Regions from separate parts of the Homo sapiens genome. Here region 2 is linked to region 1. The links are chromatin contacts, found by Hi-C or POLR2A ChIA-PET in ENCODE. All regions are on one chromosome and are shown on one strand. Each heading gives the region's core, a stretch centred on a gene start or an enhancer-like site at or near the end of the contact. The rest is flanking DNA. Distances are from core to core; before and after follow the strand shown.

The links. A loop is a pair of places that touch in the nucleus more often than their neighbours do. ChIA-PET counts read pairs that join two places held with the same protein, here RNA polymerase II (POLR2A). Pooled maps may share reads with other maps.
Region 2: a pooled map shows a loop between it and region 1 (2.9-fold over the local background). The contact joins the promoter of PPP1R35 here to the promoter of TFR2 in region 1. A Hi-C loop is called at or near these places in 2 of 50 pooled maps. POLR2A ChIA-PET finds 5 or more read pairs at or near these places in 14 of 52 experiments (A549, CD4-positive, alpha-beta T cell, Caco-2 and 9 more).

Annotation. Positions count from the first base shown.
Region 1 is chr7:100,638,503-100,643,597 of GRCh38, reverse strand. It overlaps TFR2 (transferrin receptor 2), which reads left to right and starts at 2,046. Exons shown (of 18, transcript NM_003227.4): 1 at 2,046-2,121; 2 at 2,370-2,622; 3 at 2,726-2,912. The coding sequence starts at 2,089. It overlaps ACTL6B (actin like 6B), which reads left to right. Exons shown (of 14, transcript NM_016188.5): 14 at 272-501. The coding sequence ends at 352.
Region 2 is chr7:100,434,142-100,439,285 of GRCh38, reverse strand. It overlaps PPP1R35 (protein phosphatase 1 regulatory subunit 35), which reads left to right and starts at 2,789. Exons shown (of 4, transcript NM_145030.4): 1 at 2,789-3,145; 2 at 3,222-3,438; 3 at 3,519-3,655; 4 at 3,753-4,004. The coding sequence starts at 2,912. The coding sequence ends at 3,926. PPP1R35-AS1 (PPP1R35 antisense RNA 1) reads right to left here and starts at 2,618. Exons shown (of 3, transcript NR_187540.1): 1 at 2,126-2,618; 2 at 784-905. RefSeq lists enhancers at 1,696-2,198, 2,350-2,529, 2,199-2,702 and a silencer at 2,990-3,469.

The DNA of each region.
Region 1 (5,095 bases), core at 797-3,296:
AGGAACAGGGCCTAGCTCAGGGCAGAGACTGCTGTTCAATAATACTTGTTGAATGAATGAATTATTGATTGAATGATATGAAGAGGATACTCTCCCTCTGAATATGAAAGGGGACAGACCGAGGAGGGGAGGATGAGGTGGGGAGGGGCTTCAGAGGGATGTGAACCCAAGGGGTGGTTGGGGCCTGTTGGAGGATTCCCAGGGGCTGCACCTGCCTGTCCACACCTCCCTCCAAGGCCACCCTGACCCTGATATTACCCCCTCCACCCAGGGCACTTTCCAGCAGATGTGGATCTCCAAGCAGGAATATGAGGAGGGCGGGAAGCAGTGCGTGGAGCGAAAGTGCCCCTGATGGCACTCCTCCCCACACACCTGCTCCCAAGCTCAGATGGAAGTCCCTTAACCCCCATGCCACATTGCCCCCCTCCTCCTTTCCCTCTTGTCCTCATTAATGGTGATGTTTCTGGGTTGAAAGAAGTAAAAATGTTTTAAGAAAAAAAAGTTTGGCCTCCGTGGGGTGGGGAGTGGGCACAGGGGTCTGGAGGGAGGTGAGGGGAGGGAGTCTCACTTCTACACCCATGCCGATCCCACAGTGGGTGCTGGGACACAGCCCCAGGGGCCATGGATTCCTCAGGTTTCCTAGGGGTTGTGACCCAGGGAGGGCCACATGACGAGGACCGGGGGTTGGGGGAGTTGCTGGGGGCTAACAGTTGTGGTGGGAGGTGGGAGGGGCTGCAGGGTGCAGTGGAGGGGCACGGCCTGGGGTGAGTGTGGCAGGAGGTGGGTGGAGCAGGAGGTGAAGCCTGGATGGGCGGAACAGGAGGTGGGGCCTGGTGGGCGGGGCCTCAGCGTAGGCCTTAGGTCTCAGGGGAGCAGCACGCCTGAGCACCCCAGGACCTGCGCTCAGGTGAGATGCGCTATGCCTTCCTTCCTGGGGCTCTTGGTGGTGACAGACATGGGGCGGGGACTAGGGCGCTGGTGCATCCCAGCAGCTCGGAACTTCTCTGGACCTGAGTAGGAGCTGATGTTTCCCAGGGGAAACCCGAAAGGGAAACTTGGTGGGACCCTGAGCCCTCCTCTTCAGAGCTACTTGTCTTGGGGCCCTCGGAAGGGTTTGGGGACCTGCGCCCCCTGCCTGTTTAGCAGTTTATGCCTGTGACATGTTTCTGGGGTGAGGCTAACTGGCCTTTCATCAGCCTCAGAACCCAAAGAGGTAGAAACCCATGTGATCCAAGTCCTTCGGTGACCAAACGGGCCGGTGCCCAGGGAGGACCATGACTTGTCCAGGGTCACCCAGCTCTGCCCACACCTTGGCGGGGACTCTGATCACTCCTCCCCACTGACCCACATATCCCTGACCCCAGGACCCCTATCTGGGAGCTCTCGCTGGTCTCATCTGACCATGTGCTCCCACCTGTGCCCCTCCTTCTCCAGCAGCCAGCAGGAGTCTGAGAACGACCTTTCAAAAGAGACACACATGCACACCACCAGACCAGACCCCCAAGTCACACCACTGTGGTGCCTCCAGCTTAGAATGCCACTGGGGCAAGTGTCAGGACAGGGAGGACAGCTGATATGTCACAGGACCGGGGCACTGGGGGACTCTGAAGGCCAGATGAGGAAGGGGCAGATGTCTTAGGGGTGAATCTTCCACCTGGGCATGGCGGGGCTTAGGAAGGGGTCCCCAGGATCCAGGGAGGGGTAAAAGCAGGAGAGGGGAGGGGGCACCCATGTCTCTGCCCTCCCCCACTATCGGCCCCCTTCCCCCACCCCTGATGGGAACTAGGAGGCCAAAGTCCGCCCCAAGGTCAAAAAATTGATTGTTTTGCAGGGAGGAGGCAGGCGTGGGGCTGTGGAGAGATTGGCAGGGGAGAGCACAGCCCCTTGTGCTCTGGCCTGGACCCGGGGGCCACGTCTGGAAGGCTGGACTGAGGCCAGGACTGTGCCCCCACCCTTGGGGGTGGTGAGGAGCAGCCTTGGTTCAGGCTGCCTGCCAGGACTGATAAGGGGCCCTCCTAGGGCTCCCACAAACGGTTTATCGGTTTATCGCTGGGGGACAGCCTGCAGGCTTCAGGAGGGGACACAAGCATGGAGCGGCTTTGGGGTCTATTCCAGAGAGCGGTAAGACTAGTGGGATTGGGAAGACCCCTTAGGCCTTCTCTCTAAGTCCCTCAGCCCCCTCCCAAGCCCCTGAGGCTGGCCCCTCCTGGACCGTGTCCTGACCTCGCTTCTTCCCACCCCTGCCCCTCCCCCACGCCCCCACCACCATGCTCATTTGACACCCCCAAGTCACTGACCTCATTATTGCCAGATGCCTCCCCACCCCCCAGGCCTCTTGCCCCAATCTCATGCCCACCTCGCCTGCACAGCAACAACTGTCCCCAAGATCCTCTCAGACCGTCTACCAGCGTGTGGAAGGCCCCCGGAAAGGGCACCTGGAGGAGGAAGAGGAAGACGGGGAGGAGGGGGCGGAGACATTGGCCCACTTCTGCCCCATGGAGCTGAGGGGCCCTGAGCCCCTGGGCTCTAGACCCAGGCAGCCAAACCTCATTCCCTGGGCGGCAGCAGGACGGAGGGCTGCCCCCTACCTGGTCCTGACGGCCCTGCTGATCTTCACTGGGGGTGAGAGCCGTCCCCCTCCCCAGAAGTGAAGGGCTTGGGCTGGGGGAGATTTCTGGGGTCCAGAGGTGGGCATAAAGAGAATCCCCATCTTGCCACCCGCCAGCCTTCCTACTGGGCTACGTCGCCTTCCGAGGGTCCTGCCAGGCGTGCGGAGACTCTGTGTTGGTGGTCAGTGAGGATGTCAACTATGAGCCTGACCTGGATTTCCACCAGGGCAGACTCTACTGGAGCGACCTCCAGGCCATGTTCCTGCAGTTCCTGGGGGAGGGGCGCCTGGAGGACACCATCAGGTAGGGATGGCCCTGCCCCATCCTGTTCTCGAGTGTCCCTCCCCTCATCCGCTCAGACTGGGCCTCCCTGCCTCCTGGCCCAGGCCTCTGGTGTCTGGGTCCCCCTCCTGAGTCCTCCCATCTGCCTTCCTGGCCCCCCTGTTCAGCGGTCCTGGGAAGGATGGCAGGCATTCGGAGCTGAGGTTCCAGGGGACTGAGGCTCTGAGGGTGGCATATTTGGGAGGTGAGGGAGCTGACTGTCTGAGATCAGAGGGGTGCAGCATCCAGTATCAGACTGGACAGACCCAGAAAAGCCTTGAATGCCTCACCCAGGCGCCTAGATTTGGAGCAGGGAGCGCTGAGGGGTTCTGAGAAGCCGCATTCTAGGGAATCAGAAAACCAAGCAAGCAAGCCTGGGCAATACGATGAAACCCCGTCTCTACCAAAGAAAACACAAAAATTAGCTGGGGATGATGGCGAGTGCCTGTAGTCCCAGTTACTTGGGAGCTTGACGGGGGAGGATTGCCTGAGCCGGGGAGGCGGAGGTTGCAGTGAGCCGAGATTATGCCACTGCACTCCAGCCTGGGAGACAGAGCGAGACCCTGTTTCAAAAACAAAATAACGGCAGGGTGCGGTGGCTCAGGCCTGTAATCCCAGCACTTTGGGAGGCGGAGGCGGGCAGATCACTAGGTCAGGATATCGAGACCATCTTGGCTAACACGGTGAAACCCCGTCTGTACTAAAAACACAAAATATTAGCCGGGCATGGTGGCGGGCGCCTCTAGTCCCAGCTATTCGGGAGGCTGAGGCAGGAGAATGGCTTGAACCCAGGAGGTGGAGCATGCATTGAGCCGAGATCACGCCACTGCACTTCAGCCTGGGCAACAGAGCGAGACTCCATCTCAAAAAAAAAAAAAAAGAAAAGAAAAAAAGAAAAACAAGTAAGCAAATGCATTTGTGGGTGCAGATCCAAAAGCTAGGTCCACCCATAGCCCTCTTTTGGGACGGGAGTAATTTTTCAGTGGATTCGCCTGGGTTTTCTAAGTAGGTAATCAGCTAAGCTACAGATAGTAGGAGATGGAGATTCTCTTTTCCAATGCTTATACCTTCTACGTTTTTTTTTTTTTCATTTCTCATTGCATTTGAGAGGACATGAATTTAAGGTAACCGTGGCAGTAGGTATCCTTGCCTATTTCCTGACTTTAATAGCAATGCTTTTATAATACTTTGCCATTGACAATGAACTTTGCTGTGCTCCAGACAGCTTTTTAAAATTGAATTAAGGAAGTTTCCTTTCACTCCTAGCTCACTGAGACTTTTATTGATTGATTGATTTTTTGAGACGGAGTCTCCCTCTTATCACCCAGGCTGGAGTGCAGTGGTGCAATCTTGGCTCACTGCAGCCTCCGCCTCCCAGGTTCACGCGATTCTCATGCCTCAGCCTCCTGAGTAGCTGGGATTACAGGTGTGTGCCATCACGCTTGATTAATTTTTGTATTTTTTAGTAGAGACAGGGTTTTGCCATGTTGCCCAGGTTGGTCTCCAACTCGTAAGCTCAAGCGATCTGCCAAAGCGCTTCGGCTTCCCAAAGTGCTGGGATTACAGGCATGAGCCACAGCACCCAGCCTCTTCTTTAATGTTTATATAGTAATTTGTGTTAATAGATTTCCTTATCTTCCTGAGCTCAACGCTAACCTTGATCAAGGTGTATGATTACTCTTTTGATATGTTGCTGGATTCACCTGCTGAAAGACCTTGAGTCTGTGGAATCAACAATGTTCAGGGCTTTATTTTTTTGAGATAGGGCCTCACTGTCACCCAGACAGTGCCGAGATGATAGCTCACTGCAGCCTCCAACTCCTGGACCCAAGTGATCCTCCCACCTTAGCCTTTCAAGTAGCTAGGACTACAGATGTGTGCCACTATGCCCGGCTATTTTTTTTTTTTTTACTTTTTTTGAGACAGAGTTTCACTGTTGCCCAGGCTGGAGTGCAGTGGTGCGATCTCGGCTCATGGCAACCTCCACCTCCCAGGTTCAAGCAATTCTCCTGCCTTAGCCTCCCGAGTAGCTGGGATCACAGGTGCCTGCCACCACACCCAACCAATTTTTTGTATTTTTAGTAGAGACGGGGTTTCACCATGTTGGGCAGACTGGTCTCAAACTCCTGACCTCAGATGATCCACCCACCACGGCCTCCCAAAGT
Region 2 (5,144 bases), core at 1,540-4,039, 210 kb after region 1:
CACTGTGCTCAGTCTTGATACTTTTCAATTTAAGGTAAAATACAGCATGATTTATTAGTTTTTTTTGTTTGTTTGTTTTTTGTTTTTTGAGACAGAGAGTCTAGCTCTGTCACCCAGGCTGGAGTGCAGTGGCACAATCTTGGCTCACTGCAACCTCCACCTCCTGAGTTCCAGTGACTGGCCTACTCAGTCTCCCAAGTAGTTGGGACTACAGGCACCTGTCACCACACCCGGCTAATTTTTTTGTATTTGTATTTTATTTTACTATTACTTTTTGAGGCAGAGTCTTGCTCTGTTACACAGGCTGGAGTCCAGTTGCACGATCTCAGCTCACTGCAACATACGCCTCCTGGGTTCAAGCGATTCTTGTGCCTCAGCTTCCCAAGTAGCTGGGATTACAGGTGTGCACCACCACGCCTGGCTAATTTTTATATTTTTAGTAGAAACGGGGTTTCACCATGCTGGCCAGGCTGGTCTCGAACTCCTGACCTCAAGTGATCCACCCACCCGGGCTTCCCAAAGTGCTGGGATTACAGGTGTAAGCCACTGTGCCTGGCCTGATTTTTTAAAACCTTTTAATATAATCATATAAAATGCATACATTTCCAAAGTCAAATATACAAAACAAAGTATATTTGGAGGAATAAGACTGTTTGTCTTTCATTCTATTCTCTCCCTCCTATGTCGCTATTAAAAATTTTTAATTTATACTCCCAGTTTAAAAATTTATATTTGTACCTCGCTATTTCTTTTCACAATTGAACAATGAGATAATAGACATACTTGCTTGTTCTTAACTTTAGCAGGAAAGCCTCTAGTGTTCCACCATTGAGATCTTCCTTTAAAATCCTTTTTGTAAAATTTGGGCTGTGCTATCCATTCTATCTGATGTTCCACAGCACTTCCTGGAAAGATAAAATGAACAATGTGGAAACTCATAATGAAAAGTGGTACACAAACGTGCCTGTTGACTGAGCATCAATCAATTCCAGGAAAGCTTCAAGATTCCTGAACCTTTTTGAAGCAGTTTGGAGAATTAAAAAAAAAAAAAAAAAAAGAGTAAGAAAGGATTCCTGAACCCACTTCCACTTACATTCTACACAAAAAATGAAAGGAGACTTGCAGAATTGAGGGGACCTGCCCCAAGTAACCTAAGGAGCAGGTGGGAGCTCTCATTTCCTTTTCTGCAGTTCAGGGGTCTTCTGCTATGTGGAAAAGCTCAGGGCCCAGGATAAGTCCACTGACATTAAAAATTAAAAAAACTGAATTCAAGGCTGGGTGCAGTGGCTACTGCCTGTAATCATAGCACTTTGGGAGGCCAAGGCAGCTGAACCACTTGAGGTCAGGAGTTCGAGGCCAACACGGTGAAACCCTGTCTCTACTAAAAATACAAAAAAAATTAGCCGGGTGTGGTGGTAGGCGCCTGTAATCCCACCTACTTGGGAGGCTAAGGTGGGAGAATTGCTTGAACACTGGAGGCAGACGTTGCAGTGAGCTGAGATTGTGCCACAGTCTCCAGCCTGGGCACCAGAGCGAGACTCCGTCTCAAAAAACAAAATAAAACATTGAACCCACAATACAGAGTTTTTTGTTTGTTTCTGAGACAGGGTCTTGCTCTGTCGCCCAGGCTAGAGCGCAGTGGTATGATCAGAGCTCATTGCAGCCTGGAACTCCTGGACTCAAGTGATCCTCCCGCCTCAGCCTTCCCAGTAGCTGGGACTACAGGTGAGCACCACCACCACGCCCGGCTAAAATTAAATTCTTTTGGTAGAGATTGGGAATGGTGGTGTGGAGTCTCGGTATGTTGCCCATGCTTGTCTCCAGCTCAGGGTTTCAAGACATCTTCCCGCCTTGGCCTCCCAGAGTTGGAATTGCAGGTATGCGCTACCGCACCCGTGCCAGATATCTACTTTTTATACAAATTAATATTTCAGGGAACTCTCGAAGGTAAAAGTAGTCACAAAAAGCTGCAAGAGTTGCTGTGTCCCAGAAGGGAGTCCGGGATGGGGTCGGCGACCCTCGCCCGCACTCATACAGGCCAACTCCGGTCCGAGTTTGGAGGCAACGGAACACCGGAAATGCTGTGCAGGTCTGAGTGGGAGGTCAGGGCACACTGGACCGTTACCTTAAAGCTGCCCCATTTATGGCCAGGTGCGGTGGCTCATGCCTGTAATCCCAGCACTTTGGGAGGCCGAGGTGGGCGGATCACGAGGTCAGGAGTTCGAGACCAGCCTGACCAACATGGTGAAACCGTCTCTACTAAAAATACAAAAATTAGCCGGGCGTGATGGCGCGCGCCTGTAATCCCAGCTACTCAGGAGGCTGAGGCAGGAGAATCTCTTGAACCTGGGAGGCGGAGGTTGCAGTGAGCCGAAATCGCGCCCCTGCACTCCAGCCTGGGCTACAGAGAGAGGCTCAGTCTCAAAAAAAAAAAAAAATGCTGCCCCATTTGGCGCCCCAGAATGAGGACTGACACACTGGGCAATGGGCATCGCAGCGCTAGCAGGACTAAGATTCCTCTGGGTAACTCAGCCATAGCAGAGTTTTCAAGAGGAGGAGTGGCCCTGATGAGGACCCGTAGGGCTTCAACCGACCCCAGCTCAAAAACACTTCGGCTTGGGGGCGGTGCCAAGGCTGTGAGTGCTTCCAACACTTCGGCTTGGGGGCGGTGCCAAGGCTGTGAGTGCGGAAGCCTGCCGGAAACCTGGGGACGGAGCGAGGGAAATGACGCCTGGGAGCGACAACAGGGTGGGTGGGGCTGCTGACTCCGCCCCCGAAGGAAAGGGTTAACGGTTTCCGGTAGCGGCGTCTAGGAGGGGCGGGGGAAAGGAGGCGGCAGCCAGGCTGTGTCCCCTGACCGTTGGAGCGTCTGCGACCCCCGCATCCCCGCACCCTCAAGGCACCTCCAAAGATGATGATGGGTTGTGGGGAGTCAGAGCTGAAGTCGGCGGACGGGGAAGAAGCCGCGGCGGTCCCGGGGCCACCCCCGGAGCCCCAAGTCCCGCAACTCCGAGCCCCAGTGCCCGAGCCCGGCCTGGACTTGAGCCTGAGCCCGCGGCCCGACAGCCCTCAGCCGCGGCACGGCAGCCCCGGGCGGCGGAAGGGGCGGGCGGAGCGGCGGGGCGCGGCTCGGCAGCGGCGGCAGGTGAGCGGGGGAGGCTGGCCCCCGGCCCGCGACGGCCTCGCGCCCACCTGGTCACTGCCCTGCCCTCTGCTCCCAGGTCCGCTTCCGCCTGACGCCGCCCTCCCCGGTGCGGTCCGAGCCGCAGCCTGCGGTGCCGCAGGAGCTGGAGATGCCCGTGCTGAAGAGCAGCCTGGCCTTGGGCCTGGAGCTGCGGGCCGCAGCCGGGAGCCACTTTGATGCTGCGAAGGCCGTGGAGGAACAGCTGAGAAAGTCGTTCCAGATCCGCTGCGGCCTGGAGGAGAGCGTGTCCGAGGGTGAGGGGGGCGGGCGGCCGGCCGCGTGCGGGAGTCGGGGTGAGGCGCGCCACTCACCTCCGTCCCCGCTGCGCTCTCAGGGCTGAACGTGCCGCGCTCCAAGCGGCTCTTCCGGGACCTGGTGAGCCTGCAGGTGCCGGAGGAACAGGTTCTGAATGCCGCGCTCAGGGAGAAATTGGCTCTCCTGCCGCCACAGGCTCGAGCCCCGCACCCAAAGGTGATGGGGTCTGGGCGTGGGGCTTCCTCCATGTACCCCCTTACCCGGATCCTTCCTCCCAAAGTGTAACCTTGCTTTGGGCCCAACCTCCCAACAGGAGCCACCTGGGCCTGGGCCAGACATGACCATCTTGTGTGACCCAGAAACGCTATTTTATGAATCTCCACACCTGACCCTGGACGGTCTGCCCCCTCTCCGACTTCAACTCCGGCCCCGCCCTTCAGAGGACACCTTCCTCATGCACCGGACACTGAGGCGATGGGAAGCGTAGACCCCAAAGATCCCTGGAGGGCTAGTTCGTATTTTTGTGTTAAACTATTTGTTAGAATAAAGTAATTTTGCTAATAAATGGGACTCTTCTTGGAGGCCTAAAATGGGGTTAAAAGCTCTCTAGGGGGTTATCCACTTAGCCTCAGGTTGGAAGCTGCCTGGAAGTCGGGTTTGGGGGCCTTTTTGGAACTTGGTAGAGTCATGGCAAGTGGAAAACACTGTCCACGTTAGAGGTTTACTTAGATACCCCTCCGTTCACAACCTTACCTGCCTCTCCCTGACTTCAGCCACAGCTACTGCCTGTTTTTGATCAGGTAGCGATTGTTCTCTGCATCACTTATTCTGATCTCTCAAAATGCAGAGCCCAGCCTATCACACTTCACGAAAACCTTCCATGATTACCTGTCTCAAGGAGCTTGCAAGCCAGCTGTCTGCACTGAGTTACTGAAATTATCTCCTTGCTTTTTACCTTTAAGAGCCTTGCCCATCCTGTTTACACCTGACCTGAATACTCAGTATGTTCGAAGTTCCAGTAACACCTAACAAGCCCCCGAAGAGCTTCATGTTGTTAATTGCCTGTAAGTCTGATTCCACAGCACAAAAAAGGTGCTGGCCCGTCCCTGGGCATTTGATCCAAAGCACTTTTGCCTACCTCCACCGTCAACTCTTTCCAAGTTAGCCTTCTGGCCAGGTGCAGTGGCTCGCGCCTGTAATCCCAGCACTTTAGAAGGCCGAGGCGGGTGGATCACCTGAGGTCAGGAGTTTGAAACCAGCCTGGCCAACATGGCGAAACCCCCGTGTCTACTAAAAATACAAAAAATTAGCTGGGCATGGTGGCGCGTGCCTGTAATCCCAGCTACTTGGGAGGGTGAGGCAGGAGAATCACTTGAACCTGGGAGGCGGATATTGCGGTAAGCCGAGATCACACCACTGTACTCCAGCCTGACGACAGAACAAATCTCCATCTCAGAAAAACAAAAACCAAAAAGTTAGCCTTCTGCCCAAAACGTCTACGGGGTTTTTCTGGGGAGGGAAGGCAGACTCCAAGTTCCACACCAAAATTTGCATTACACACCTTTTCCTGACTAGGCTTCTGTGTACTTGCGTGTGGACTTGACTAGTGTTCAACAATCAGCTCAACCACTGAAAAACGTGTCTTCCTTGAGATGGAAGATAAACAGCACAGGTTCTGGTGGGAGGCACCACCCATCCCCCACCA